3 separate regions of the Homo sapiens genome follow, and all the other regions are linked to region 3. Evidence: chromatin loops called from intact Hi-C (ENCODE). Cell type or tissue: K562. All regions are shown on one strand. Links, peaks and the distances in the headings refer to the core of each region. The heading gives the core; the rest is flanking DNA. Region 1 overlaps TATDN3 (TatD DNase domain containing 3). Region 2 overlaps NSL1 (NSL1 component of MIS12 kinetochore complex). Region 3 holds the start of LOC124904507 (a long non-coding RNA gene).

What was found. Hi-C counts contacts between places; a loop is a spot of excess contacts. Peaks named below come from ENCODE experiments on the same cell type or tissue, not always from the same donor. Only the 100,000 strongest peaks of a DNase experiment are listed, where the experiment ranks them.
Region 1: it touches region 3 in a loop (6-fold over the local background); 6 of 110 quality-filtered maps call a loop at or near these places.
Region 2: it touches region 3 in a loop (4-fold over the local background); 3 of 110 quality-filtered maps call a loop at or near these places.

The regions. Positions count from the first base shown.
Region 1 is chr1:212,811,077-212,821,517 of GRCh38, reverse strand. It overlaps TATDN3 (TatD DNase domain containing 3), which reads right to left. Exons shown (of 10, transcript NM_001042552.3): 9 at 9,190-9,270; 10 at 4,688-6,505. The coding sequence ends at 6,362. Among named protein-coding and RNA genes, the nearest start is that of TATDN3, 24 kb to the right of the region's middle. In K562, for the core only: a CTCF peak has its summit at 6,335 (motif pointing left); no DNase peak of the experiment used is centred there.
Region 2 is chr1:212,745,934-212,753,933 of GRCh38, reverse strand. All of the region lies in intron 4 of NSL1 (NSL1 component of MIS12 kinetochore complex), which reads left to right. Among named protein-coding and RNA genes, the nearest start is that of NSL1, 42 kb to the left of the region's middle. In K562, for the core only: a CTCF peak has its summit at 3,908 (motif pointing left); a DNase peak (open chromatin) is centred at 3,893.
Region 3 is chr1:212,910,131-212,920,571 of GRCh38, reverse strand. It overlaps LOC124904507 (a long non-coding RNA gene), which reads right to left and starts at 3,449. Exons shown (of 3, transcript XR_007066874.1): 1 at 3,372-3,449; 2 at 2,186-3,212; 3 at 184-987. RefSeq lists enhancers at 1-267, 3,230-3,829, 5,033-5,634, 5,635-6,235, 6,236-6,837 and 1 more. In K562, for the core only: CTCF peaks have their summits at 3,643 and 5,083; DNase peaks (open chromatin) are centred at 3,581, 3,971, 4,801 and 5,091; H3K27me3 peaks cover 596 bases.

The sequences.
Region 1 (10,441 bases), core at 1,403-9,402, 99 kb after region 3:
TTGGCCCCCCAAAGTGCTGGGATTATAGGCACAAGCCACTGTGCCCAGCCAAATTTGGCTAATTTAAGCAGAAAAGGAATTTACTGAAGGATATTGAATAGTTCATAAAATTTCCAGGAGGGATGACAAAACAAACTCAAGCCAGTGTACAAGAACCATAGAGACTCCACTGCCACAGACACTGGGCATAGACTGTGTGGCTAACACACTGCCACCTTCTGCAAGCTAGCCTCAGAATATTGCCATTAAAATCCCTGCCACACTACCCACACTTGTAAGCATGGAGTAAGCTCAGTACTGGCTTTTTAAAATCAGTGTCCTGGTTGCAAGAGGGGCTGGAAAGTGATTACTTGGCAGTTTTAACTTCTATAGTGGGAAGCAGGTTTGCTTAATAAGGTGAGGCATTCCCCACACAAAGGGAACTCACATATGGGATGACCAAAAACAAAACAAAACAAAACAAAAACAACAAACCTGTCTAACGTCCATCCATGTGAACCGCAAGATCCCTTCTCCCTCCCTAATACTTCCCTCAGTTATTGCCTGTACACTCAGAGGCCAGCCCCCCAATTCAGAGTTCCTGATTTGCAATACTCTAAGGATGGCCTGTGAAGGATGTCACTTAAGCTCATGTAGATGGCAGACTGGGAGGCATTTGATATTTGGAAAACAGTGCTGGGATGGAAGTCAGGGTATTATAGTTCTAAATGTATCACACATTAGCTGTGAGAATTTATACAATTTAGTTAAATTACTTGAGCCTCAGAAGTAATCCACAGAAAAGTCTTGTACACACATTAGGCTCTTAACACTTTCTGTTCTTACATGCTAGGCAAGGTTCTCAACATGTACAACTTTTTTTTGAGACTGAATCTCGCCTTGTTGCCCAGGCTGGAGTGCAGTGGCACAATCTCAGCTCACTGCAACCTCCACCTCCTGGGTTGAAGTGATTCTCCTCCTTCAGCCTCTTGAGTAGCTGGGACCACAGGTGCATGCCACAAAGACCAGCTAATTTTTGTGTTTTTAGTAGAGGCAGGGTTTCGCCATGTTGGCCAGGCTGCTCTTGAACTCCTGACCTCAAGAGATCCACCTGCCTCAGCCTCCCAAAGTGCTGGGATTACAGGCGTGAGCCACTGTGCCTAGCCTCAATATGTATAACTTAAACTACTAAACTGAGAAATGAGAAGTTATTTGCACCATTTTTAATACCTAAGGCATAAATACTACAGATTTTCATGAATTACAGGAATGCTCACTAAAGAAGTCATCTTTTTTGGAGATATGTGTGTTTCAGAATTAGCCAAAGAGGAAGGGTTTCAGGAGGTCCTATTAGGATATTTTTGCTTAGAGTCCTATGTTTAAACTTGTAGCACTGGTAATCTTTGAATTATCTCATCTCTTTCCATTTTATCTTTTTTACTGACTCTGTAATCATCAGTACTGACGTTGTCATAATTTATAAAGGACAGTGAGATTTGCCTATGCTTGAAAAGCTAAGCTCTAACAAGCATAGAACAGTCTCTGGAAACCCTTTCTAAGTTACTCAGATCCTATAAATGAAATGAAAATTTACATATGCTGCTTTGAAGTATTCTGTCAAAAGCACAAAAGGGCAAGAAAGGGCAAAGGCAAGAAATTAAACTCTGAAGTATGAGTGAAGCTTGACCATGCAAAAACGGGATTCCCCTTCATGTTTAGTTTAGAAGGCGGGCTTGGAGAGGGGAAGGAAATGTGCAACAGCAAAGTACGGAGGGGATTACGACAGGAAAATAGTGAACCAGAGATAAAGAGCAAGCAGCAAGGTGATTAAATGAACTCTTAGTTACAAAATAATGAAAGAAAAGAGCCGATAACAATTCTTTAAAGAATAAGACAATTTCATCTGATTCTTACTCAAATAAAGACAAGAGCTAGAATAAGAGGGCAACCCATCTTTCTGGGACCCCTCTCTCATCCAGACAGCTTTCTTCCTTTTGCTTATTAAACTTCTGCTCTAACCTAAAAAAAAAAAATTAAAAGAAAAAAAAGAAAGAAAGAAAGAAAAGAAAAAAAAGGAGCTAGAATACAAACCATTTCCTTTAGTAAGGAAGGTCACCATATGCTGCGGCAGTGTGGCGAGGGAGGTGGCAGATCTCTTTTTGCCTTTCAGTTGAGGGGAGAGGGTGTTCCTATAGAATGCAGAAAGACTTGTTCCAGGCCAAAAGAGTTTATTCCTATTTTTCAGAATGGTTCAACATTAGGAAATCTCTGGATGGTATTTAGTAGATTTATAAGTTAAAGGAGAAAAATATGTTTCTCAAAAAACTGTGGAAAGGAGGCTGGGCTCGGTGGCTCACACTTGTAATCCCAGCACTTTGGGAGGCTGAGGCAGGTGGATCACCTGAGATCAGGAGTTCAAGACCTGCCTGGTCAACATGGCGAAACCCTATCTCCACTAAAAATACAAAAAATAAGCCGGGCGTGGTGGCGGGTGCCTGTCATCCCAGCTACTCAGGAGGCTGGGGCAAGAGAATCACTTGAACCCAGGAGGTAGAGGTTGCAGTGAGCCGAGATCGTGCCACTGCACTCCAGCCTGGGCTACAGAGTGGGACTCATTTAAAAAAAAAAATGTGGAAAGGTATGTGATATCCAATAGCCATTGCAGATTGAAAGATAAATATTTTTCTCTATTGCAGTCAGTTTAAGACTTACTGCCTCCATTCACTAATTTAAAAATATTTGAGGCTGAGCATGGTGGCTCACACCTGTAATCCCAGCACTTTGGGAGGCCGAGGAGGGCGGATCACGAGGTCAGGAGTTCGAGACCAGCCTGGACAACATGGTGAAACCCCGTCTCTACTAAAAATACAAAAAAATTAGCTGGTTGTGGTGGCGGGCACCTGTAATAGCAGCCACTTGGGAGGCTGAGGCAGGAGAATCGCTTGAACTCGGGAAGCGGAGGTTGCAGTGAGCCGAGATTGCACCACTGCCCTCCAGCCTGGGTGACAGCGTGAGACTCTGTCTCAAAAAAAAAAAAAAAAAAATTGAGAGCATATCATATTGCAGGCCTTGTTTCAGACTATGTAGAAGATGCAAAAACAAACTAAAATTGGTTTGTTCTCAAAAGGCTTGCAATTTCTAAAGATGGAAAACACATACACAGGTAGCTATAGTCAAAAGGAATATGTGAAAGTGTCAACGAACTGGTTTATAGTACTTTGTTCTACATTGCTATAGTGTTGCTGGAAAAGAGACTCCAAGAGCCAGTCCTTGGGTCTAGCACAGGGAAGAACTGGAGAGGAGTCACAGAGCACAGTGAAGGAAGAAAGTTTATTAGAACTACTCTGTTAGAGAGTAGTAAGTCCTCAGAAAGCAGGAGGAACACACTGTCCTTGGGTAGTGTCTCTACTTAGAAGAAACTGTAAGGAGCTATGATTAAACTTGGAATGTGCATATATGCTCACTAAAGGTCAAGGCTATTGGTGCTATAATGACCATTAATCCTTCAAACTAAGCCTACTCATTAATGTTATCTTTGAGTGAAGTGGGCTGCACTCAGGACATCTGGACATTCTGCAGGCTTAGTGGGAGATGTTCTGCATGACCATAATTTTTTTTTTTTTTTTTTTTTTTGAGACAGAGTCTCACTGTTGCTCAGGCTGGAATGCAGTGGCACCATCTTGGCTCACTGCAACTACCACCTCCCAGGTTCAAGCGATTTTCATGCCTCAGCCTCCTGAGTAGCTGGGATTACAGGCATGCGCCACCACACCCAGCTTTTTAAACTATTAATATTTTAGTAGAGACAGGGTTTTGCCATGTGAGCCAGGCTGGTCTCAAGCTCCTGGCCTCAAGCGATCCACATGCCTCAGCCTCACAAAGGGCTAGGATTACAGGTGTGAATATTTTGTAATTATAATACTTGTGGCTATTTTCAGACCTTAAGTATTAATATTATAACTGCCTTGTGAGAGCCTAGCTACTCACTTTAAGATGGGGTCACTCTAGTCATGTTTTCTTTTTTGTAGGGGGGTGGGGAGAGAGTCTTGCTCTGTCGCCCAGGCTGGAGTGTAGTGGTGCGATCTCGGCTCACTGCCACTTCAGCCTCCTGAGTTCAAGTGATTCTTGTGCCTCAGCCTCCTGAGCAGCTAGGATCACAGGTGTGTTCCACCACGCCTGAATGATTTTTTTGTATTTTAGTAGAGATGTGGATTTGCCATGTTGTCCAGGCTGGTCTTCAACTCCTGACCTCAAGTAATCCGCCTGTCTCAGCCTCCCAAAGTGCTGGGATTACAGGCGTCAGCTATTGTGCCCAGCCTCTAGTCATGTTTTATTAAACCAGAGGCCTGGTAAGCAGGGGTTCCTCTAACAATAGCACTTCTCACATTGCTATGAAATTATTTGTCCACTTGGCTATCTCCTTGATTAAATTGTGAACTGAGGGCAAAGATCATATCTTATTCATCTTTGTAACCTAGGAACCTAGACTAGTGGGCAGCCTATAGGAGGAGGGGCTTAATAACTGAAACAAACAAATGGATGAATACATGAAGAAAATGGCTAAACAATTTAGAGGGCAAAGATCATGTCTGGCTGGGTGATGAGGCAAGATGAAGTAATTTAACTTGAACCTTAAACGATTTAATGGTAAGAGTCTGACAAAGGGTATGTGTACAGAAGGTAGGAAATAGGGAAAAGAAATACAGAGTTGGAAGAGAGCTTAAAAGTCCAGTTTTAATATAATCTCCTGTTAAATGTAGGAATTTCATTTAAAATGGTGCTGATGAGTCATTAAATACCTCATAAAATACCCTATTCAGTTTCTTAGTCTGGTTTGGACAATCTGACCTAGTTTTGATTCTTCCATAAATGAATTCATTTCAAAATATTTATTGAAGATCATTTCATAAAATCACTTTGATTTAGGAAGTTTATTTTTTTCTATGACAGGTACTTTTTCCAGCATTTTCTGCTTATATAATTTAACAAGATTAAATACCTAAGTTTTGATATTGACCACACCTGTTAAACTACATATACGATTTTTAAAAAATTGTAGTAAATACACATAACATAAAATTTATCCTAATTCGTTATAAGTGTACAGTTCAGTGGCATTAAATACCTTCACATTGATGTGCTACCATCACTACCATCTATCTACAGAACTGTTTTTACACTTGAGATTTTTAATTTTTTTGAGATTTTTATTTATTTACATTTTTAGAGATAGGTGCTCACATCTATGTTGCCCAGGCCTGACTCAAACTCAGGCTTAAAAGGTCTCCCATCTCAGCCTCCTGAGTGGTTGGCACTACAGGTGAATGCCACTGTGCCTGGCTTACACTAACATTTTTAAACTTAAAAATATGAAATATTACTGTTCACAGAGAAATCAGATACATTTTTAATAATGCCATTTACATTCTAAATATGTTGACAAAATTCAGACCAGAACTTACAATTGGTGTATTAACTAAACTTTTGGGCTTGGTATTCAATAATGATTGTTTAAACCACTGGCCTCATAAGTCAAAAATCTAAGATCAGTGTAAAAATCGTATGCATTTTTATCTTAAAGAGAAATAATTCGAAGTACTAAAAGTTCAATTTTACAAACCTAGAAAAGAGATTTCTGACAGCATAGAAAACCAGACATTCTCCCTTCACTGGCTAACTCCTATGGGAAGAAAAATAGGTGGTAAGAACACACTTTAGGCTGGCGCAGTGGCTCATGCCTGTAATCCCAGCACTTTGGGAGGCCGAGGCGGGCGGATCACCTGAGGTCGGGAGTTCGAGACCAGCCTGACCAACATGGAGAAACCCTGTCTCTACTAAAAATACAAAATTAGCTGGGCATGGTGGCACATGCCTGTAATCCCAGCTACTTGGGAGGCTGAGGGAGGAGACTCGCTAGAACCTGGGAAGTGGAGGTTGCAGTGAGCCAAGATCGTGCCATTGCACTCCAGCCTGGGCAACAACAGCGAAACTCCATCAAAAAAAAAAAAAAGTATACTTTAGCTTACTCCATCCTCATCACAGTAGTGCTTATACTCTTCCTGTGGGAGCCACCCTTCCCAGTAGCAATGGTTTCAGTTCAGGTGGTGGTTCTATATAAAAGGGCAATGTAAGAAGTAGCAGTATTTTCCCAATATCCTGCCAGAACTCGGCTAATTGAAAAGCAGCACAAGGCTAGAATCAGAACCCAGGGTTTCAGGATCCAAGCCCAGTTTTATTTCTAAGAGAAATATTTCTCTACAATTACAATCTTCTATAACCCTATAAAACAGCTTCTTCAGTTCAGATTCTTCATCAGAACATTTCTATTTTTCAAATGCTGCCCCCTGCAGTTGATTCGATTTTGTAATGGATGGTTTTGAAGCTATTTCTGGAGCAAGTGTCGGAGCTTAGGAAACAGTTTTAATGCATTCTGTGTCGTCACTTCTATAACTTCTTCCACTGAGATCCCTTTCACCTGGGCAATATATTCTGCTGAAATAGAAATGTTCCAGGGCTCATTCCGTACCTGAAACAAGACAGCAGACACCATGTCAAACATGACACTGAAGGGAAGCAGATCCTTGGAGACTATAGATAGAAGAAAATGAGTTGGTAAAAACAACTGATGGGCTCCTTTTTAATTTTTTTCTTTTTAGGTGGGGATGAGGGCTGGGAGGGAGGTGTGGCTGCAATGTTGATTGTAAATCTGTGCTGCTCCTGAAAAGAACCCTGGGGTATTTACAATTGAAGTCCCTAGCTCCTAGCACATGAAGCAGTCTGCAAACAGTGAACACCTGGTAACCTGCCTGACTAATGGATTAATTGTCCTTTGGTTTGTTGCTTAGGTGAATGCTTGTAAAAGGTCACTGCTCTGCTGCTTGGCCGCCTACCTCACAGGCTACATGACAGTTTGATTCAAGAATTGCCAACATGTATTGGAAAGATGAAATAGATTATGTACTGGCATTTCACTGATTCTAAGATGCATTTCCTCTCCTATTTTAACATCTCTGAAATTGATACAGTATATTTCATTTAGATTCAGTGGTATTTCATAGTATAACTGGCAGTGTTTTTTCTTTCTTAATGGTCATAAAACAATGGTAAACAATGGTGCCTCTACAATCAGTAGCATTTAGATTTTATGAAATAAATTATTATTGTTACTATCAATAAGTATCTACTCAGGATGATAATGTTCAGAAGAATAACATTATTGTTAAAATTTTTAAAATGCACTTTGGTAATGTAGCCCAAAAAAATTAAAAATGGGCATAGAGATTTATGTTAATCATGTTGTTTATAATACAATCTAGATGACCAATAGCAAGTTAAATATGGTAAACTCACATACTGGAATATTATGCAGTTATTAAACATGATGAAGAAAAGTATGTTTATTAATATATACAGAGGTTCAGCCAGGTGCAGTGGCTTACACCTGTAATCTTAGCACTTAGGAAGGCCGAGGTGGGAGGATCACTTGAGCTTAGGAGTTTGAGACCAGCCTGGGCAACATAGTGAGACCTTGTCTCTATTAAAAAAAAAATTAACAAAAAAAATATATATACAGAGGTTTACCACATAAAGATCAGTTATAAAATAATATGTCCAAGTTAATCCTGTTTTTATGAAATATATGTGCACTAAAAATACAAAAATCAGCCGGGCGTGGTGGCACAAGCCTGTAATCCCAGCTACTAGGGAGGCTGAGGCAGGAGAATTGCTTGAATCCAGAAGGCGGAAGTTGCAGTGAGCTGAGATTGCGCCACTGCACTCCAGCCTGGGCGACAGAGCAAGACTCTGTCTCAAAAACAAAACAAAAACAAAAACAAAAACAAGTAGCCAGGCATGGTAGCACATGCCTGATGGAGAATCATCTGAACCCAGAAAGTCGAGGTTGCTGTGATCACGCCACTGCACTATAGCTTGGGTGACAGAGTAGACCCTGTCTCAAAAAAAAAAAAAAAAAGAAAAGAAAGAAAATAAAAATAGAAACATTAATTGAACATCAGTTAGTAAAATTCACATTGCAATCACATATAATCATAGTTTCTGAATAAACGGATAATAATTGCTACTGTTCCCAAACCTCTAAATTTTGAGTGCCAATTCTCTGAATTTGGCAGGCATAGAGACACAGATCTGATGGGTAGTCAAAGGCACTTATTAAACTGCACATTGGGAGGTCATTGTAATAGGTACTGCCTAAAGCAAATAAAGCATATACTGTGGCTTACTTTCAGAAAATTATAATTTAAAATAGTAGCAATATGAAAGAGAGTGAAATTTAAAATATGATTCTTTGTGGCCTACAATAACAAAAAGAGATACTAACAGCAAAGATCATATAAATAAACCCATGATTATATCAATACTTGTATTGAAAGAAATAGAACTTCATTATAACATGCTAATTAAAAGAAGAAAAATGAACACTCATTGAATACCTACTGTATACCAGATACTGCTAGTTACGTTCACATACGTTACTTCATGTAATACTTACCATAATCTTTTCTTTTTTTTTTGAGATGGAGTTTTGCTCTTGTTGCCCAGGCTGGGGTGCAATGGTGCAATCTCGGCTCACTGCAACCTCCACCTCCCGGGTTCAAGCGATTCTCCTGCCTCAGCCTCCCGAGTAGCTGCGATTACAGGCGCATGTGCCACCACGCCCAGCTAATTTTTTTGTATTTTTAGTAGAGACAGGGTTTCTCCATGTTAGTCAAGCTGGTCTCGAACTCCTGACCTCAGGTGATCTGCCCGCCTTGGCCTCCCAGAGTGCTGGGATTACAGGTGTGAGCCACCGTGCCCAGCCCACCATAATCTTTTAATGTATTTATTATTTTACCCATATTTTATAAATGAAAAAGCAGTTTCAGAGAGATTAAGTAGCTTGCCCAAAGTCAGCTACTAGGTAGATAACAGGATTTGAATTTGTCTTTCTGACTGCAGACACTGTGCTTTTTACTACACTGGTCTGACTCTTATTATTACATACATTAGGACATGCTTCATTATCAAATAATATTCTCTGGAGTGCAACAGCTATATTTAGAAAGACCTGAAATAAAGTTAATATAAGCCCTCAATCTGGCAGTATATGAGGATTCCACTGTATTTACACTATAATGAGAAATACAGCTAAATTGAAAAGAACTCAAATGAAAGATACAATCTAAATAATATAGAAATTAGAAAACCATTTACCTGTTTTTCTGGTCCTAGTGCAGGTGAATCTGTTTCTAAGCATATAGAAGTTAAAGGCAATTGTTTCACAAGTTTCTGCTTCTTAGAGAAAAGAGAAAGCAGCTAAGTTTAAAACATGAGAAATAAAGATAAAGAGCATTAAATTGACATACTAATAATGCATTTTATTCTGCAATAACTTAAAATTTATGCTTTAGGCTGGGCGCGGTGGCTCACGCCTGTAATCCCAGCACTTTGGGAGGCCGAGGCGGGTGGATCACGAGGTCAGGAGTTCAAGACCAGCCTGACCAACATGGTGAAACCCCGTCTCTGCTAAAAATACAAAAATTGCCAGGCACAGTGGCTCATGCTTGTAATCCCAGCACTTTGGGAGGCCGAGGCAGACAGAACATAAGGTCAGGAGTTCAAGACTAGCCTGGCCAACATGGTGAAACCCCATCTCTACTGAAAATACAAAAATTAGCCAGGCATGGTGGCAGGCACCTGTAATCCCAGCTACTCAGGAGGCTGAGGAAGAAGAATCACTTGAACCCGGGAGGTGGAGGTTGCAGTGAGCCGAGATCACCCCACTGTACTCCAGACTGGGCAGCAGAGCAAGACTCCATCTCAAAAAAAAAATAATAATAATAATAAAATAAAAATACAAATACAAAAATTAGCCAGGCAAGGTTGCAGTGAGCCGAGATCACGCCACTGTACTCCAGACTGGGCAACAGAGCGAGACTCCGCCTCAAAAAAAAATTATTTTTTACTATTCAACTGATAGGCCGGTTGTGGTAGCTCGCGCCTGTAATCCCAGTACTTTGGGAGGCTGAGGTGGGTGGGTCACTTGAGACCAGGAGTTCGAGACCAGCCTGGGCAACATGATAAAACCCCATCTCTACTGAGAATACAAAAATTAAGCCGGGGTGGTGGCTCATACCTGTCCAGCACTTTGGGAGGCCAAGGCAGGCTGATCACTTGAGATTGGAAGTTCGAGACCAGCCTGACCAACATGGTGAAACCCCGTCTCTACTAAAAATACAAAAATTAGCCGGGCGTAGTGGTGGCTGCCTGTAATCCCAGCTACTCGGGAGGTTGAGGCAGAATCACTTGAACCCGGGAGGCAGAGGTTGCAGTGAGCTGAGATCGCGCCACTGCACTCCAGCCTAGCCAGAGTGGAAAAAAAAAATACAAAAATTAGCCAGGCATTGTGGTACACGCCTGTAATCCCAGGTACTCGGAAGGCTGAGGCAGGAGAATTGCTTGGACC
Region 2 (8,000 bases), core at 1-8,000, 170 kb after region 3:
CTCTTTTCTCATTTAAATGTTACCTCCTCAGAGAGATCTTACCTAACCACCCTCATTAAAATACTCTCCCCAGTTGTTTATCATGACACCTGTTTATTTCCTTAATAGTACTTGTTACAGCTTATAAGTATTTGTGTTTATTTTCTTGTTTATGCTCTCTCACAAAACTGAAAGCTCCATGAGTTTTTTAATATTATATTTACATTATATATAGCCAGCATATAGCAGCATGCCCAATAAATACATCATGAGTGACTGTTACTCATTGGTCCATTCAGTTGTATATATTGAATGGCTACAGTATGACAGAACTGTTCTCAATGTGGCAGATGTAATATTAGTGAGCAGCACAAAGTTCTTACTCTATAGAGTTTATATTTTAGTGGGAGAAGAAAAGTAATAAATATAAAAATAAATAAGTGACATCAGTGCTTTAGGGTGGTGTGTTTAGGTGATGGGGAAACACTTTTCTGAGGTAGTAACAGGAAGGAATTTATCTGGTGATGATCAAGAAAAAGAGCTGTCAAGCAGAGGGAAGAGCTAGAATAAAGTTCTTAAATCAAGAATGAGCTTGAGTATTCATGGAACAAAAGACCAGAGAGGCTGTAGTGAAGTGAGTAATAGAGGGAAGAAGCATTGCAAGACAATGTCAAAAACTTGGCTGAGGCCAGATAATAACGAGCGAGGGTCAGGAGTTTGAAAGTGTGCCTTAAGAGAGGTGCAACATGGTACTGAAGGAGGTGGTGAGGTGTAGGTGGGAAGGTGTGCTGCAGAGGATTTCATCTACTGAGCAAATGGGTTCAACACATCTCTATAAATTGTAGCAAAGGGTTATCTTTCAGAAAATCACAAATCACTGCTGTGTTTTTGGTTTCATTTTCACCAGGGATGCTGCTTTCTAATTCTTGGTTCTAATGGCTTAATTACCTCTTTAGAAACCAGTAGAAGCCACACATCTGATGCTGTGCGTGATTGCTTGTTTATATTCATAAAATACATTGGAAATAGAAAGGAAGTACTCACTTAGTGCTTTTTTTTTTTTTTGCTGAATTTCTGAATTTGGGCAGGCTTTTGGAAGTTCATGTTTCCTAGTTTAGTCAGTACAGTGACCTGAAAGCAAAACTAGGTTGATTACTCAATCTTTCATTTCCACTTTTTCATTTCCCTGTGTTTTAGAAAGCAAGTGACTAGGGAAGGCAGTGTTCTCAAGGATGCCTAACTTCCACATTTTTAAGAGCAAACTCTTTTTAAAAATATCCTTATAGCAATCTACTGATGAGCTGTCCACCAATAAGATGTGGTCTCATTTGACATTTACAACCTTTTATAATCCTGTTGTAATGAATAATTGCTTCCATATTGCCTTTTTTTAAAAGTTCTTTGAAATTAACTGAAGATCCCTTTTTTCCCTGTCCTTCGCTAAACATGTAGCGATGGCAAGGAGCTATTTTAAGTTTCTGTATGGTAAACTTAATGATACTTCCAGTTCTTTTGCTGACCCTACAGGCAGAGGACTCAGAGGCAGTTCCGCTTCTTTCCTAATAATGCTGTCTTGCTTAAGCCACTGTCACAATATTTACAGGTAGCCACTCACAAATAGTTACACTTTAAAAATTCATGTAAGTCTGAGTTTTGGAATTTGAAATACACTTCCCACTGGGAAAAAAATGTATAAATAAATAAATAAATATGTTTCTAGGCAACCCTTTACAGGCTTATTAAACCTTAATCTATAATGTAGCTGAAATACTATACATTTATGATGAAAAAATTAGGAAAATCATATTTCAGATGCATATTAGTTCCACTATATGACATTTAAGTAGGATTTTATATGGAATAGTTTGGCTCCTTTAACACCATTGTTGGTGGTGAGAAGGGTAAGTAGTGGTGTCACGAGGTTCTAGAGAGAAGACATTGAGAATGGTCCTCGAGAAAGCCCATCCCATCTCCTGTGTGGCATGGACCAGCCATCTGCATGTGAGACAGTCTTAAGTCACATACTTGTATATCAGGAGTATTGTATGATCTTACTAGTTGCAAAATGTGAAAAAATTCATTTAGAATAATCTTGAGTGAGGGAGTGAAAAGTATATATATTTTGAAATTTCCTAAGCAGATATTGTTGGAAAAATGCCTTTTTCATGCATTTACAGATAATATATTCATATATTTAGTGACCATTTTTAGTTGTGTTTTCCTTCTTTTGTCTTTAAAAAAAATGGTTTTATTAATTATTGGTGCTACTTAGTTTTAAATGTAAAGGACTTAATTCATTTAAAAAGAAAAAAAGGTACCATAAAGTTAATAGTTTAAACATTTAATTCTATAATTGTTCTAGAGTTTTAATGTTTTAGTTCTTTACCAGGCACAATTATTTCAAGAGATTTTCATTATGTTGAAGCTAACTTTTTACCATTAGTTAACTTATATTCTTATGAGGACAGTATAATTCCTGACAAAGCAGTATTTTGGAAAGTTATAGAATGTAGAAGAGTGTGTGCTTTGGATTCTAGGAGGGAGATGTGAGTTCTTATTCAAGTCTAGATACATTTCTCAGCTTCTGTTTCTTTACCTACAAAAGGAGGCTGATGAAACCCACTTGCCTCCCAGGGTTGCTAAAATTGCATAAGATTGATTGAGAATGTATGTCAGCCCATACTACTATAGGAATGGGCTGTCCATGGAACAGGTAGGGAAAGTTTTCATGCCATTGTGTTTTTCTTCCTTGTACCCTTCTTCCTTTTATAACTAAGTTTCTCAAATGAATAATCTATACTCAGTAGCTTCACTTTTAATCTTTCATTCTTGTAAAAAAAATCAATAGTATTTCATATTTGTATTTTTATGACTATGTAAGTGTTCTTCAATCTGAGTCAGGTAATTATTATTTTGTTCCTGAGTCAGATAATTATTACTACGAGTATATTCTTTCTTGAATAGCTTTCTACCCCTTTTGGAACAATAATTGCTTTATTATTATTTTTTTTCGTTTGAGGCAGTCTTGCTCTGTGACTCTGGCTGGAGTGCAGTGGCGCTATCTCGGCTCACTGCAACCTCTGCCTCTCAGGTTCAAGCCATCCTCCCACCTCAGCCTCCCTAGTAGCTGGGATTACAGGCGCCCGCCACCATGCCCGGCTAATTTTTTGTATTTTTAGTAGAGACAGGGTTTCACCATGTTAGCCAGGCTAGTCTCGAACTCCTGACCTCAGGTGATTTACCTGCCTCTGCCTCCCAAAGTGCTGGGATTACAGGTGTGGCTCACCATACCTGGCCTATTTTTCTGTTTGCTTTGTTTTCTGTTGTGTCTAACAGAACTGTAAAATTCATCTCAATATGGCAAACACTTAAGGTTATCTCTCAGATCCATTTTTAAACTTTATCTTTTCCTCGGAGATACTTCTCTGGGAACCTTCTGTCCTCCTATTCCAGTCTGGACTGGCTGCTGTCTAGGCCTGGTGCAAAATTTTCATCCTGCCTGTTCCTTTCATCATCGTCCTGGGAATTTCCCTTCCTTCTCTCATGTTTTAAATCGTGTTTCCTGGTTCCTGTTTTCTACTCTTTCTTGATTTATTCTCTTGTCTTTGATGTATCACATCCTCTACCACCCACCTCCTCCCAGCTCACCTAGCCCCAAATCCTCTATTAAGGCAACTTTCTTACATCACCTGTGAAGATTTCCCTCTCCCTTCGGTTCCCTTGTTAGATTGATCTCACCCTCCTTTGTGCCTCCATGGCACCCTCTATCATAGCCTTGGTCCATCATGACTACTGAACACCTACTGTACACGTTAGGCACTCTGTTCAACATTAGGGATTCTGAGATTAAAAGAATGTGTTTCCTGTTCCCAAGGGAGTTCTGGAAGCTAAATGAGAATGCCAGGGTTCTCACTGGGGTTAGTACTGCCCTCTAGTGGACCCTTTGAAAAAGTGAAAGAAAGTTTTTGGTTGCCATATTAATGGGAAAGTGTAGCTGGCACTTTGTAGTCAGGGGCCAGGCATACTAGATGTCTCATATGTCCAGCACAACTTTAGGATATCTCACTAGACATTCATTTGTTAAAATATGTTTATAATTATTCAGCCTAGGACCTAATTCCATTTTACACACAAACCCAAACTACTCTTAGCACTTTTTACATTGTCATTGCTTGTGCAACCGATAGAAAACAGCTGTTGTTCAGCAATGTGAGTTTAGAGACAAATTTCTTTTTAAGGTAGCATGAGATATTTTAAGAATTCTTTATATTGGTCATTGATGGCGCTTAGTCTCTAAGAATCCTAGTGAGAGGCTTCACAAATCAGTGAATATGGTTATCAGTGCTGTTAATTAAAAAATAAAGTGTAGGCTGGGCATAGTGGCTCACACCTGTAATCCCATCACTTTGGGAGGCTAAGGCAGGAAGACTGCTTGAGTCCAGGAGTTTGAGGCTGCAGTGAGCTATGATCGTGCCACTGCACTCCGGCCTGGGTGACAGAGTGAGATGCTTGAGCCCAGGAGTTTGAGGCTGCACTGAGCAGTGATCACATCACTGTACTCCAGCCTGGGTGACAGATCGAGACCCTGTCTCAAAAAAAAAAAAAAAAAAAAAAACACAATAAAACGCAAAATCCCTTAAGTGATGGATTATTTTGTAAAGTTTGTAATGTAAACAATATAATAACAATGAAGAAGAATATGATTTTACCTTACCCTATTCATAAAAGATAACTTTTCATATTAAATGTTAATAAATATTTTGTTCATTATTGTATGTGTGTGTGCACATATATTGCAGTATAACATATAATGCACAGCTTTATGAATTTATTTACATGCATACACCTACACACATGTAACTGCCACCATGATCTAGAAATAGAATATCTGCATAGTTGGAAAATATAGGATAAACTTATTTTTAAACAGTATATTGATTATATTTTTTTAATACTGTGCCTATTATGTTTTCATGTATACAATAAATACAATTCAGAGTGTCCAAAAAACCTGGAAGCATAAAGAAAACAGTGCGTTTATTGTATTTTTAAAAATATTCACAATTGGGGCCACTGCTTTAAATTTAGAAGTGTTTTACTTGGAAAAATATATTGAGGTTGAAGAAAAAGATATTGAACATATTATTTGAAAATGTAACTAGCACATATTTATCCTGTTCCCCAGCCTTATGGATACCCTGTATAACATTTCCAGTACCCCAAAATGTTTCCCATACCCCTTTTTAGTCATTATACCATTTCTATCAGGTATAACCACTATTCTGACTTACATCATCATAGATTTTTGTCTTTTCTTGAACTTCATGTAAATGGAATCATATAGTATGCATTCTTGTGTTACCTTCTTTAAATTGGTGTTATTCCTATGAGATTCATCCACGTTTTGAATGTAGCAGAAGTTCTTTGTTATTGTTGTGTAGTATTCCATTGTGTGTCTACAGACAATTTATCTCTTCTGTTGTTACTTGATTTGTTTCCAGATTTTGGCTATATGAATAAAGCTACTATGAACATTCTTATACCACATTTATACTCATCTCTCGTAGATATATATCTAGAAATAGAATTTTTGGGTCACATGTAGGCATATGTTTGGCTTTTATAGCTATTACTAAAAAGTTTTCTGAAGTGGTTATTTCAATTTATACTTCTAACAGCAGGTATGATAGTTACAGTTGTTCCATATCCCTAACAACAATTCATAGTGTTACTAGATTACATAATATTTATTCAATCAGTGATAAGTAAAAAGTTAACAGATATTATCATATCATTAAATATATTTGAAACTGCAAGAAGATGACATAAATCACATTAAAGTGAAGGAATTATAGTATTTATCTACAATCATATATTATTTGAAAGTAAGGCTGGTCACAGTGGCTCATACCTGTAATCCCAGCACTTTGGGAGGCCAAGGTGGAAGGATCACTTGGGGTTGGGAGTTCGAGACCAGCCTGACCAACACGGTGAAACCCCATCTCTACCAAAAAATGCAAAAATTAGCCAGGCCTGGTGGCACATGCCTGTAGTCCCAGCTACTCAGGAGGCTGAGATATGACAATCACTTGAACCAGGAGGCAGAGGTTGCAGTGAGCCGAGATCACACCACTGCACTCCAGCCTGGGTGACAGAGTGAGACCCTGTGTCAAAAAAAGAAAAAAGAAAATAAATCTCACTAGGAATTTTATTTCTACCTAAGATAAGCCTAAATTTATTCCTTTGAAAATATATTGCTCTCATGTTGTATTAGTTATCTATTGCTGCCTAACAAATTATCCCAAAGTTTAGCTGCTTAAAACAATAAATGTGTTATCTCTTACTGTTTCTGAGGGTCATTAATCTGATAGCAGCTTAGCTGGGTAGTTCTAGCATAGGGCTCTCACAAGGTTGTAGTCAAGATGTCATTTGGAGCTGCAGTTATCTTTCAGGGCTCACCTGGGACTGTGGGAAATCCACTTTCAAACTCACTCACATAGTTGTTGGCAGTACAGCCCTGGCTGGTGTGTTAGAGACTTTAGTTCCTTACAACGTGGGCCTCTCCATAAGCTTCTGTAACATGTCAACCTACTTCTTGCAGGACGAATGATCTGAAAGGCATAGGGAATGAATGAATAAATGAATACCCAAGACAGAAGTTGTCTTTTTTATAACCTAATCTTGGAAGTGATTTGCTATTACTTGAGCTGTTAGTTACTGGTCATGCAGGCTGACCTAGTACACTGTGGGAGAGGACTGCACAAGGAGGCATGAATACCCTGCACAAGGCAGAGATCACTGGGGGCCATCTTTTTTTTTTTTTTTTGCTCTGTCGCCCAGGCTGGAGTGCAGTGCGATCTCAGCTCACTGCAACCTCCGCTTCCTGGGTTCCAGTGATTCTTGTGCTTCAGCCTCCCTTGTAGCTGGGACTACAGGCACACACCTCCATGCCTGGCTAATTTTTGTGTTTTTAGTAGAGATGGAGTTTTGCCATGTTGGCCAGGCTGGTCTCGAACTTCTGGCTCAAGTGATCCACCCACCTCAGCCTCCCAAAGTGTTGGGATTACAGGCCTGGGCCACCGCACCTGGCCACAGGGGCCATCTTGAAGACTACCACACATATGGATGCTTATTTTTTGTTGTGGCAGTGGCAAAGTACACATAAAATTTACCATTTTAACCATTTTGAAGTGTATGATTCACTGGCAGCACATTCATAAAGTTGTGCAACTCATCTAAGCAGTTTCTTACCTTTGGCATGGAGCATCTTAGTTTATTTTTTCATTTTCAACCTATGTTTGTCTTTGGATCTAAAGTGAGTTATAGACAGAATAGAGTTGGAATCATGTCTTTCTTATCCGTTTGCCAACTTTTGTCTTTAATTGGAAAGTTTAATCCATTTACACTTACTGATAAGGAAGGACTTTTGCTATTTTGGTATTTGTTTTCTATACTTTTTTACTTCCACAATTCCTCCATTACTGTCTTCTTTTTTGTTTAATTGAGCTTTTTGAAGTGTGCCACTTTTATTATTTTCTGTATAGTTCTTAGGGGTTTTTTTTAGTGGTTTCCTTGGGGATTACAATTTGCATCTGAAATTTATAACAATGTAGTTTGAATTAATACCACTTTAGTTTTAATACTGTATAGAACTTCTTCTATACAGCTCTGTTTCTCCCCCTTTATGTTGTCATTGTCACAGATTTCATCTTTATACATTGTATATCCATTAATGTAGATTTATAATTGTTGTTTGATGCATTTGTCTTTTAAATTATGTAGAAAAAAAGGAGACGTCACAAACTAACTTTTATATTTACCTATGTAGTTACCTTTATTGGTATTCTTTATTTGTTCGTGTGGCTTCAAGGTGCTGTCTAGCATCCTTTCATTTCAGCCTGAAACACTGTTAGCAGTTTCGTAGTCCAGGTTTACTAATTATTAACTCCTTCAAGTTGTTTTGTTTTGTTTGTTTGTTTGTTTGTTTTTGAGATGGGGTCTTACTCTGTCATTCAGGCTAG
Region 3 (10,441 bases), core at 1,184-9,183:
CAGCCCTCTGAGCCTGGGATGGTGGTCCTTGGATGCCCCACTGTTCTTCTGGGTGCACCACGTGGGCCACAGACCCTCAGAGTACAGATCACTCAAAAGCAAGGTGGTTTTTTAAAGATACATTTCCGGCCACAGACTTGAAAGTACCTAACAGTCATTAAAATAAACATGAGAAAGCATGAATGGATCTGTGCTTTAAACTTTATTCAACACAAAATCGTCATCAGAGAGCCTGACATAGATAACCTCAGGTTCTTTCCGGGTATCTGACTCAGGAGTCGGTGGATATGGCATGCTGGACTTTTTGCCTTGCCAGAAGATCCCAAGGACCCTCCAGTTTGGGAATCACCAGTCTGGCTATCATCATCATCATAACCAGAAGCCCGGAGTGTCCACCTCTCTACCCTGGTGTATCTTCCCCAGCCCCTGTCACTGGCCACATCCTCACTGTGAGGCCCCAAAGATGAGGTGGGCACAGAAAGGGGGGCACCTTGAGGGCACCAGGGCAGCTGCCCAACAGGTTGGCTGCAAAAGACCTCTCTTGAGGGTCTGCACAGGCCCCGGCTCCATGGAGTAATCCAGGCAATCGTGTCTCAGGCCTTGGGAGGCAGAAGAGCCAGCAGCAGTTCCATGCCAGGTGGAAGGCAGCCTACATCTGATGCCCTCAGGCTGGTCATCAGTGCGGACTCCTTCTTGGAGACATCCCTCTGTTTTGTGGGGATAGACTGGCACCTGCCTGAGGCTGAGGCTGCTGCCAGCCACTCCCTGCTCAAGGTTGATCTGACCTTCTCTTTCCCAAGGAAGCCGAATGAGACAGCAAAGGCCTCCCCTGGGAATCTCAAGAATGGGGCCCTCGTTCCGACTCCATTCTTTTCTAGCCATGCATCTTTTGGTAAGCCTGGGTCTGAGTTTACTTTTCTGCAAAATGATTGGTTGAGTGAGGCTCCAGGCTTCTTTATAGGAGGCACTTATGAACACCAATGTACCCTAAAGAAGGGGAGTAGGGTGCTAGAAAAGGGCCTGAAAGCACAGGCACACTCTTTTGCTTAGATTTTTTTTTTTTGGCTTTGCCATTTCTTTTTATTACAGATTGTTTATTATTTTTACAACAACACATCTGGTACAGGTGAGTCTTCAGTTCTTCAGAGAAATAGTATGAACATCAAATGCAAACAATATTATTCTATTTATGATTTGTTTTCATAATTGAATACTAGGTCATGATAAAATTGCTGACATTTAGGCAAACTCAGTATAAAATAGACATTTCAAACGTTTAGGTATAGCCCAACAAGATATCTCAGTAGACTTATCTTTTGCTTAGATTATAGGCTAACTAGAGATGGCTCGGGAGCCTTGGGGACTGGGAACCAGGGCAATACTGAGCCCCTCCCAGACATCTCTTGGTGCTGCCACTGGTTACGTGGCTCAAAGCCTGCCTCCCTCATGGGGTGGTTGCAATGGTCAAATGAGATCATGCAGATGAAGATGAGGCCCTTCAGGAACTGTCATCCTCTCCACAGATGGAGCATATGCTTAGCCCCTCCTACAGTAGGACTGCAACCCTCTAGCCAAGAGCCTGACCAGCATTGCTTACTGATGGCATAGTGAATGATGTCCCCTGGGACCCCTTCTGCAGAAGAGCCACCAATGAGCACTTTCCCAGACCTGCACCATGCACCAGCTGGGCTTCTTCCCAAGCCAGGGACTTTGTCAGATCTGCCAAGCCCCCTAGAGCACTATTTGCAGGAGGAAACTCCCTACTCATCAACAGCCCAGGTGGTCCTCCAAATAGGTGGCCACAGCCTTCGAAGGCTTGAGGGCTTTATTCTAAGGGGTCAGTAGTCCTCAAAAGGTGACCACTGCCCAATTATTGCAGGAACATGGGGATGCTGGTGAAAAATGAAATTCCAGGGCCCCATCCTGGGTCTAAGGAATCCATTTTTGGGAGTGAGCTTGAGCGATCTGTGTCTTTTTTTTTTTTTTTTTTTTTTAATTATAAGCACTCCTGTTTATTGTTGTGCACACTAAATTTGAGTTTTGGAAAGGAACCGTTATGAGATCTGGTCCCCTGTCCAGAAGAGACTTCTTGTGAACCATTCAAATTCCAGAGAATCTTTCCCATTTCTCAAGAGCCCACCTTATTTTGGAGGATAAGGAAGTGACAGGAATGCATAAAACTTACCAGCCAAGTGTCCTTTGGGAACAGTCAGCTCAGACAGTGCAGGAAGAAAACCTGAGATCGAAAGGAAGACTGGGGAGGTCAGGTCCTCCTGCACTTGCAGCTTTTGCTAAGGGCAGAAACTCCTGTCTGTGGTAAAAGATAGAAAACTAGAGGAGTTCTCACTAGGGGGACTGGTGGGTGCCCCATCAGACTCGGCCCAAATTTCAGCTCCGCCATGCCATTTCCTCCGTCACTCCCTCCCCAGCACACCCACCCCTCTGCAGAGCCGTCCTCACTAATGTGCCACACATGCCGTGTGGCCCCTCCTTAGCACTTTCTCACCTTTGAAGTTCTCCACATGTCTGTCCTCACTAAGCTAAAAGAGCTAGCATGAGGTCCTGCTTGGCTCTGCAACCCCAACCCCTGGCCCAAAGTGCTGTTAGATGTGTGTTGAATGAATAAATGAACCAATTCCATAATCAACTTGTGGGATGAACATCCAAAGGAGAGAATCAATTTTAAGAAATAATTTAAAGACAGAAAGAAGGTCGGGCGCGGGGGCTCACACCTGTAATCCCAGCACTTTGGGAGGCCAAGGCGAGTGGATCACCAGAGGTCAGGAGTTCGAGACCAGCCTGGCCAACACGGTGAAACCCCATCTCTATTAAAACTACAAAAATTAGCCAGGCGTGGTGGCAGGTACCTGTAATCCAAGCTACGTGGGAAGCTGAGGCAGGAGAATTGTTTGAATCCGGGAGGCAGAGGTTGCGGTGAGCTGAGATCACGTCACTGCACTCCAGCCTGGGCGACAGAGCGAGATTCCATCTCAAAAAAAAAAAAAAAAAAAAAAAGAGAGAGAGAGAAAAAAAGAAAAAAGAAGTATTTATCATACAACCCATTATCTTTATAAATAACATAGTGAAAACAAACAAATCAAGGAAGGGTTAGATGAACCCATCATCCATAGTTCTAGAAGCGAATAATTCAGGGAAGTAGTGTCCTGTGAGTCTGGCCCAGCGTGGCAGTCCTGGGGATCTCTAGGTAATTCCTGGAGCAAAAAAAAAAAAAAAAAATTAAGACAATGAACGTCTGTCTTTCATGCCTCTGCTCTCTCAGAAGAACGAGGGCTGTGGTTGAAACCTAGGAATGCTCCCTGTTGGAAGCGGTGGATCTCCTGTGCAGTCTGCGGGGCAGAGCCTCTTCTCACCTTCCCTGCGTCTTCTCTTTTTTGCTGCTCCCTCACTTGGTGGCCATCCCGGGACTGCATGGAGCGGGTGTCAGTGCTGCCTTCACTGGGTGGGAAGTCACTTTTATTACCTCCAGGCCAGGTTTTCCAACCCGCCTTTCCCTATCCTCCACTCCCTTCTCACATCCACCATGTCTTCCGTTTCTGAATTGCCCCAGAGGATAGGGGAGGGGAGGAAGGTAAGCGTAGAGTAGGGAAGAGTGCTGTGCAGGCCCAGCGCCAGCCACTCTCGAGGAATCAGCCCGGCCCTTGCGGGGGCGCCCGTGGGTGGCTGAAGTTTGTTTCTCCACAGAAGCAGACGCCAGTGGCTTGTGGCTTCCACAGTCTGGAGACGGCCTCGCAGCACCATCTGTGTTCCTTCCCCACCACAGTCACAGATGCACCCACGGGTTTGGAACAGCCGGGCTGCCCGAGAAACCGAATCTCTATATTGTTCCTCTTCATGGGGGAAATACAAAAGCCTTCCGTAAAGAAAAGAACAGCCGGGTCATCTTTCCAGTCAGGCCAGAGGGAGTGTTTCTGGGACAGCCCGGGAGCCACGGTGGAGAGAGGCAGTGGCTGTTCTCGGCTGCCTGGGGCAGCTACTGCAGGGCGATGCCTTCAGGGTATAGTCCCAAAACAGCAGCTCCAGCAAGATCCCAGGGTTCTTCGGGACCTTGTTAGGAATACAAAGTCTTGGGTCCCGCCTCAGACCTACTGTGTTCCTACAGGCCTTCCGGGTGATTCCAAGTTTGGGAACCTCTGGGTTAAGGGATGCCATGGAGCGAGTCCTTGGCCCTGGGGTGCGAGGCAGAAGCTGGGGTACTGGAGATCATGCTGGGGCCTCCACTCACAGACCTCATCCATTTACCCCAGTGTTGCAGAAATACATAGTACTCGTGTGTGTGTGTGTGTGTGTGTGTGTGAGAGAGAGAGAGAGAGAAAGAGAGAAAGTCGTGTCCTTTTCTCCCTGAGAAGCATACAATGGGGGAGAAATGCTGAGGATTGGTGCTTTCACTCTTCCAGGCACAGGCGAGCATCTATCCCGACTTGGAGAGCTTGTTTTCACAGATTCCCAAGTAACCTGGCTCCGAGGCTAACACCGTGTCCAAATCCTGTTGCCCCACGTGCATCTGCTGTTTGAGTGCAGGGCCACCATTTCTTGCTTGTTCATCCCCAGGGACTGGGAATGGAGAAAGCATGCGGGTGTGGCTGAGGGGTTCCTGTGGAAGGGAACCCCTCACTGGGCCACTGGGTGGGGCCTGGAGCAGCACAGCCCAAGGGCGCCCAAGGGATTCCACAAAGGAGCAGCCTTTGGTGAAAAACAGCATGCTGTCTCCCATTTCACAGAAGTGGGGTCCTGGACAACTTCTACCTCCAGTTAGGCTGAGTCACTGGGCTGTTCTCGCATAGACCATCCCATGATTTGGCTTCATGCGTCACTAGAAAGGTCATTGATAGCTAATGTTTCACCACTGCCCCATGCAGTGTGACCTTCCATCCAGGCAGTGGGAGGTCTCGGTGTGCGTGTGTGTGTCTGAGTGTGTGTGTTTGGGGCAAGTGACTGCTACAGGTTTGATGATATGGCTGAAATGAACTGGCACATCCCGGTCCCTTATCCTCAACACCCCCAACCCCCTCACCACAATCCAGTGAAATTTCAGCAATGAGTCTGCAACAGTTCATGAAATGACCAGTAGAGAGGGTGATTTCCCCATCTGTGGAATGGAAATGGCTCTCTCCAGGCACAGTGCCAGGTGAGGGTCTAGCAGCCAGATTTTCAGGACTTAGAAAAAGTCAGATGTACTTGCAAGCCAAAGAGGCAATGGTCTAAGGCAGAGTAACGATAAGGACACAAGGAGAGCCAAAACCTCACCCCGTTTGCCTTACTGGACAATGGAGGCAGGCAGGGCTGTATCTATTCAGTCTAGACCACGTTAAAATGCAAATACAACTGGGATTATATTTGAGGTTGTTGCCTGTCTTTTGTATCTGAGATGAAAGGAGATGAGAGAGTATTTTGACAAACTAGAAGGTGAGAATGAGTTCTGGGATGGACAGAGAAGCATAAGGGGCATAAAACACTCAAACTGGGGCCTCCTGAACAGCGCAATCCTCTGCTCAAACGATCAGAAAAGCCCTGCCTGATTCCAACACTGAGAACTGAGTCTGCTCCTGCATGTCTGTGTCTAGCAGAAGGGGCCGCTGCCCCCCTGGGGCTCCCATTTCATTTGCACATGTATGTCCTCTTGGCAAGTGCTGTGGACTGAAATGATTTCTTTTCTTGTCTTTGAGCATCTTGAAAGAGGAACACTGTCTTTGCATTTCCAGCTCCTACCACAAACTGACAAAATTCTAAATGCTCCATGTTGAATAAGTGAATGAATGAATGTCCAAGAGTAGAGAAGCATTAGGTAACGATGTTATGTCAGCTTATTGCAATATTATGTGGTTATGGAAAATAATGGTTTTAAAGGACAATTGGAAAATGCTTATGGTTTTCATGCGCGTCCATGTGAAGAGACCACCAAACAGGCTTTGTGTGAGCAACATGGCTGTTTATTTCACCTGGGTGCAGGCGGGCTGAGTCCGAAAAGAGAGTCAGCGAAGGGAGATAAGGGTGGGGCCGTTTTATAGGATTTGGGTAGGTAAAGGAAAATTACAGTGAAAGGGGGTTTGTTCTCTGGCGGGTAGGAGTGGGGGTCGCAAGGTGCTCAGTGGGCAGGAGTGGGGGTTGCAAGGTGCTCAGTGGGGGTGCTTTTTGAGCCAGGATGAGCCAGGAAAAGGACTTTCACAAGGTAACGTCATCAGTTAAGGCAAGGACTGGCCATTTACACTTCTTTTGTGGTGGAATGTCATCAGTTAAGGTGGGGCAAGGCATATTCACTTCTTTTGTGATTCTTCAGTTACTTCAGGCCATCTGGGCGTATACCTGTAAGTCACAGGGGATGTGATGGCTTGGCTTGGGCTCAGAGGCCTGACATTCCTGCCTTCTTATATTAATAAGAAAAATAAAACAAAATAGTGTTGAAGTGTTGGGGCGGTGAAAATTTTTGGGGGGTGGTATGGAGAGAGAATGGGCGATGTTTCTCAGGGCTGCTTCAAGCGGGATTAGGGGCGGCGTGGGAACCTAGAGTGGGAGAGATTAAGCTGAAGGGAGGTCTTGTGGTAAGGGGTGATATTGTGGGGATGTTAGAAGAAACATTTGTCATATAGAATGATTGGTGATGGCCTGGATACGGTTTTGTATGAATTGAAAAATTAAATGGAATAACAGAAGGAGAAAAACAGGTATAAAAGGTCTAAGAATTGGGACGACTCAGGATGTCTGATTAGAGAGTGCTTAAGGAGATTTGGCATAGTCCTGCCGGCAAAGATTATTTATTTACTTCAAGAGTTAAGAGTGGCAGTTTGGGGATAGCACCAGGAGATATCAGCTGTGATGGCTTGGAAAAACAGTGTAAACTGGCAGTGTAAACAAGAGCAGGGCATGTATGAGTAGTTGAGAATGGTGAATAGGAGTATGACTAGACAGAAAATAGTAGGAATGACAAGTTTTTTTTTTTTTTTGAGGCGCAGTCTAAGTTGGTCTGGTGTCTGGAATGAGACTGGGGCCTAATAAAAAGGAGCGTCTATACAGGACCTTAAATGGGCTGTACCCTGTAGCATTCCAAGGACAGGCCTGAATTCTGAGAAGGGAAAGTGGTAAAAGTATTGTCCAGTCCTTTTTAAGTTGGTGGCTGAGCTTGGTGAGATATGTTTTTAAAATACCTTTAGTCCATTCTACTTTTCTTGAAGATGGAGGACCGTAAGGGATATAAAGGTTTCACTGAATACTAAGAGCCTGGAAAACTGCTTGGCTGATTTGACTAATAAATACAGTTATCAGACTGTATTGAGGTGGGAAGGCTAAACTGAGGAATTATGTCTGACAGAACGGAAGAAATGACTGCGGTGGCCTTCTCAGGCCCTGTAGGAAAGGCCTCTACTTATTTTGAGGGCCTCTAAAAGTATTAAAGCAGCGGCAGCCGCTGCACGCAGACATGAGGGCTAGGCTAAAACAGTAAGGTCAAGTTGTTTGGACAGAAAGGCTACAGGGTGTGGTCTTGGCTCTTGTGTAAAAATTCTGACTGCGCTAACCATGCCTAGGAAGGAAAGGAGTTGTTTTGTAGAAGGTGCTTGGGTTTGAGAGATCAGTCGGACACGATTGGCAGGGAGAGCACGTGTGTTTTTATGAGAATCATGCCGAGATAGGTAACAGATGAGGAAGAAATTTGGGCTTGATTGAAGTAATGGGGGCTGCCTGTGAAGCTTTGCAGCAGTACAGCCTAGGTAATTTGCTGAGCTTGATGGGTGTCAGGGTCAGTCCAAGTGAAAGTGAAGAGAGGCTGGGATTAAGGGTGCAAAGGAATAGTAAAGAAGGCATGTTTGAGATCTAGAACAGAATAATGGGTTGTAGAGGCAGGTATTGAGGATAGGAGAGTATATGGGTTTGGCACCACGGGGTGTATAGGCAAAACAATTTGGTTGATAAGGTGCAGATCCTGAACTAACTTGTAAGGCTTGTCTGGTTTTAGGACAGGTAAAATGGGGGAATTGTAAGGAGAGTTTATAGGCTTTAAAAGGCCATGCTGTAGCAGGCGAGTGATAATAGGCGTTAATCTTTTTAAAGCGTGCTGCCGGATGGGATATTGGCGTTGAGTGGGGTAAGAGTGATTAGGTTTTAATGAGATGGTAAGGGGTGCATGATCGGTTGCCAAGGAGGGAGTAGAGGTATCTTATACTTGTGGGTTAAGGTGGGGGGATAGAAGAGGAGGACGCAAAGGAGGCTTTGGATTGGGAAGAAGGGCGGCAATGAGATATAGCTGTAGTCTAGGAATAGTCAGGGAAGCAGATAATTTAGTTAAAGTGTCTCAGCCTAATAAGGGAACTGGGCAGGTGGGGATAACTAAAAAGGAGTGCTTAAAAGAGTATTGTCTAAGTTGGCACCAGAGTTGGGGAGTTTTAAGAGGTTTAGTAAGCCTGGCCGTCAATACCCACAACAGTTATGGAGGCAAGGGAAACAGGCCCTTGAAAAGAGGGTAATGTGGAGTAGCCTCCGTATTGATTAAGAAGTGGACGGGCTTACCTTCCACTGTGAGTTACCCGAAGCTCGATGTCCGTGATGGTCTAGGGGGCTTCCGAGGCGATCGGGCAGTGTCAGTCTTCAGCCACTAAGCCGAGAAGATCTGGGAAGGAGTCAGTCAGAGAGCCTTGGGCCAGAGTTCCAGGGGCTCTGGGAGTGGCTGCCAGGTGAGTTGAACAGTCCGATTTTCAGTGGGGTCCCACACAGATGGGACGCGGCTTAGGAGGAATCCCGGGCAGTGGGCATTCCTTGGCCCAGTGGCCAGATTTCCAGCACGTGTAGCAAGCTCCTGTGGGAGGAGGTTCTGGAGGAAGGCCTGGCTGCTGCGGTTCAGGCGTTTGGAAGTTCTTGTGTGCTGGAGATGTGGCTGGGGTTTGTCTCACAGTGGAGGCAAGGAATTGCAACTTTTTTCTATTATGGTACACCTTGAAGGCGAGGTTAATTAAATCCTGTTGTGGGGTTTGAGGGACGGAATTTAATTTTTGGAGTTTTATTTAATGTCGGGAGCAGATTGGGTAATAAAATGTATATTGAGAATAAGACGGCCTTTTGACCTTTTAGGGTCTAGGGCTGTAAAGTGTCTCAGGGTTGCTGCCAAACGAGCCATGAACTGGGCTGGATTTTTATATTTGATGAAAAACAGCCTAAACGCTATCTGATTTGGGATAAAGAAAAAGGAGCATTAACCTTGACTATGCCTTTGGCTCCAGCCACCTTTTTAAGAGTAAATTGCTGGGCAGGTGGGGGAGGGCTAGTCACGGAACGAAACTGTAAGCCGGACCAGGTGTGATGAGGGGAGGCGATAAAAAGATTGTAGGGTGGAGGAGCGGAGGCTGAGGAAGAAATGGGACCTAGCTCGGCCTGGCGAGGAGCAGCCTGGGGAGGAAGGAAGAGGTCAGATGGGCCTGTAGAAAAGGAAGATTAGAAAGACTCAGCGATGCTTGGGGTTGGTACTGAGGGGACAGGCGGGAGGGAAAGAAGGAAGATTTGGGACGAGTTGCACTGGGCACAGAGGCTAGGACGGGACTGATGTGTAAAAGAATGCCTGGACGTCAGGCACCTCAGACCGTTTGACTATTTTACGACAAGAATTATTTAGATCTTGCAGGATGGAAAAATTCAAAGTGCCATTTTCTGGCTATTTGGAACTACTGTCGAGTTTGTATTGGGGTCAAGCGGCATTGCAGAAGAAAATAAGGCATTTAGGTTTTAGGTCAGGTGTGAGTTGAAGAGGTTTTAAGTTTTTGAGAACACAGGCTAAGGGAGAAGAAGGAGGAATGGAAGGTGGAAACATACCCATAGTGAAGGAGGCAAGCCCAGAGAAAAGAGTAGAGACACGGAGAAGGGGTGGGGGGTTCTTGCCCTCCAGAAAAGCAGAGAAGGGGTTGGGGCACGGAAATAAGGGATTGGGGCACAGAGATAAGAGGTCAGGGTGCGGAAATAAGGGATTGGAGCACAGAGATAAGAGGTTGGGGTGCGGAAATAAGCGATTGGGGGGTTCTTGCCCCCTAGGAAAGTGGGACTTGCCGCTAAGGGTGAAGGAGAAGGGGTTGAGGGGTACTTGCCCTGCCCCAGGAAAGCGGGACTTGCTGCTAAGGGTGAAGAAGGGGTTTGTGAAGAGACCACCAAACAGGCTTTGTGTGAGCAACATGGCTGTTTATTTCACCTGGGTGCAGGCGGGCTGAGTTCGAAGAGAGAGTCAGCGAAGGGAGATAAGGGTGGGGCCGTTTTATAGGATTTGGGTAGGTAAAGGAAAATTACAGTGAAAGGAGGTTTGTTCTCTGGCGGGTAGGAGTGGGGGTCGCAAGGTGCTCAGTGGGTGTGCTTTTTGAGCCAGGATGAGCCAGGAAAAGGACTTTCACAAGGTAATGTCATCAGTTAAGGCAAGGACCGGCCATTTACACTTCTTTTGTGGTGGAATGTCATC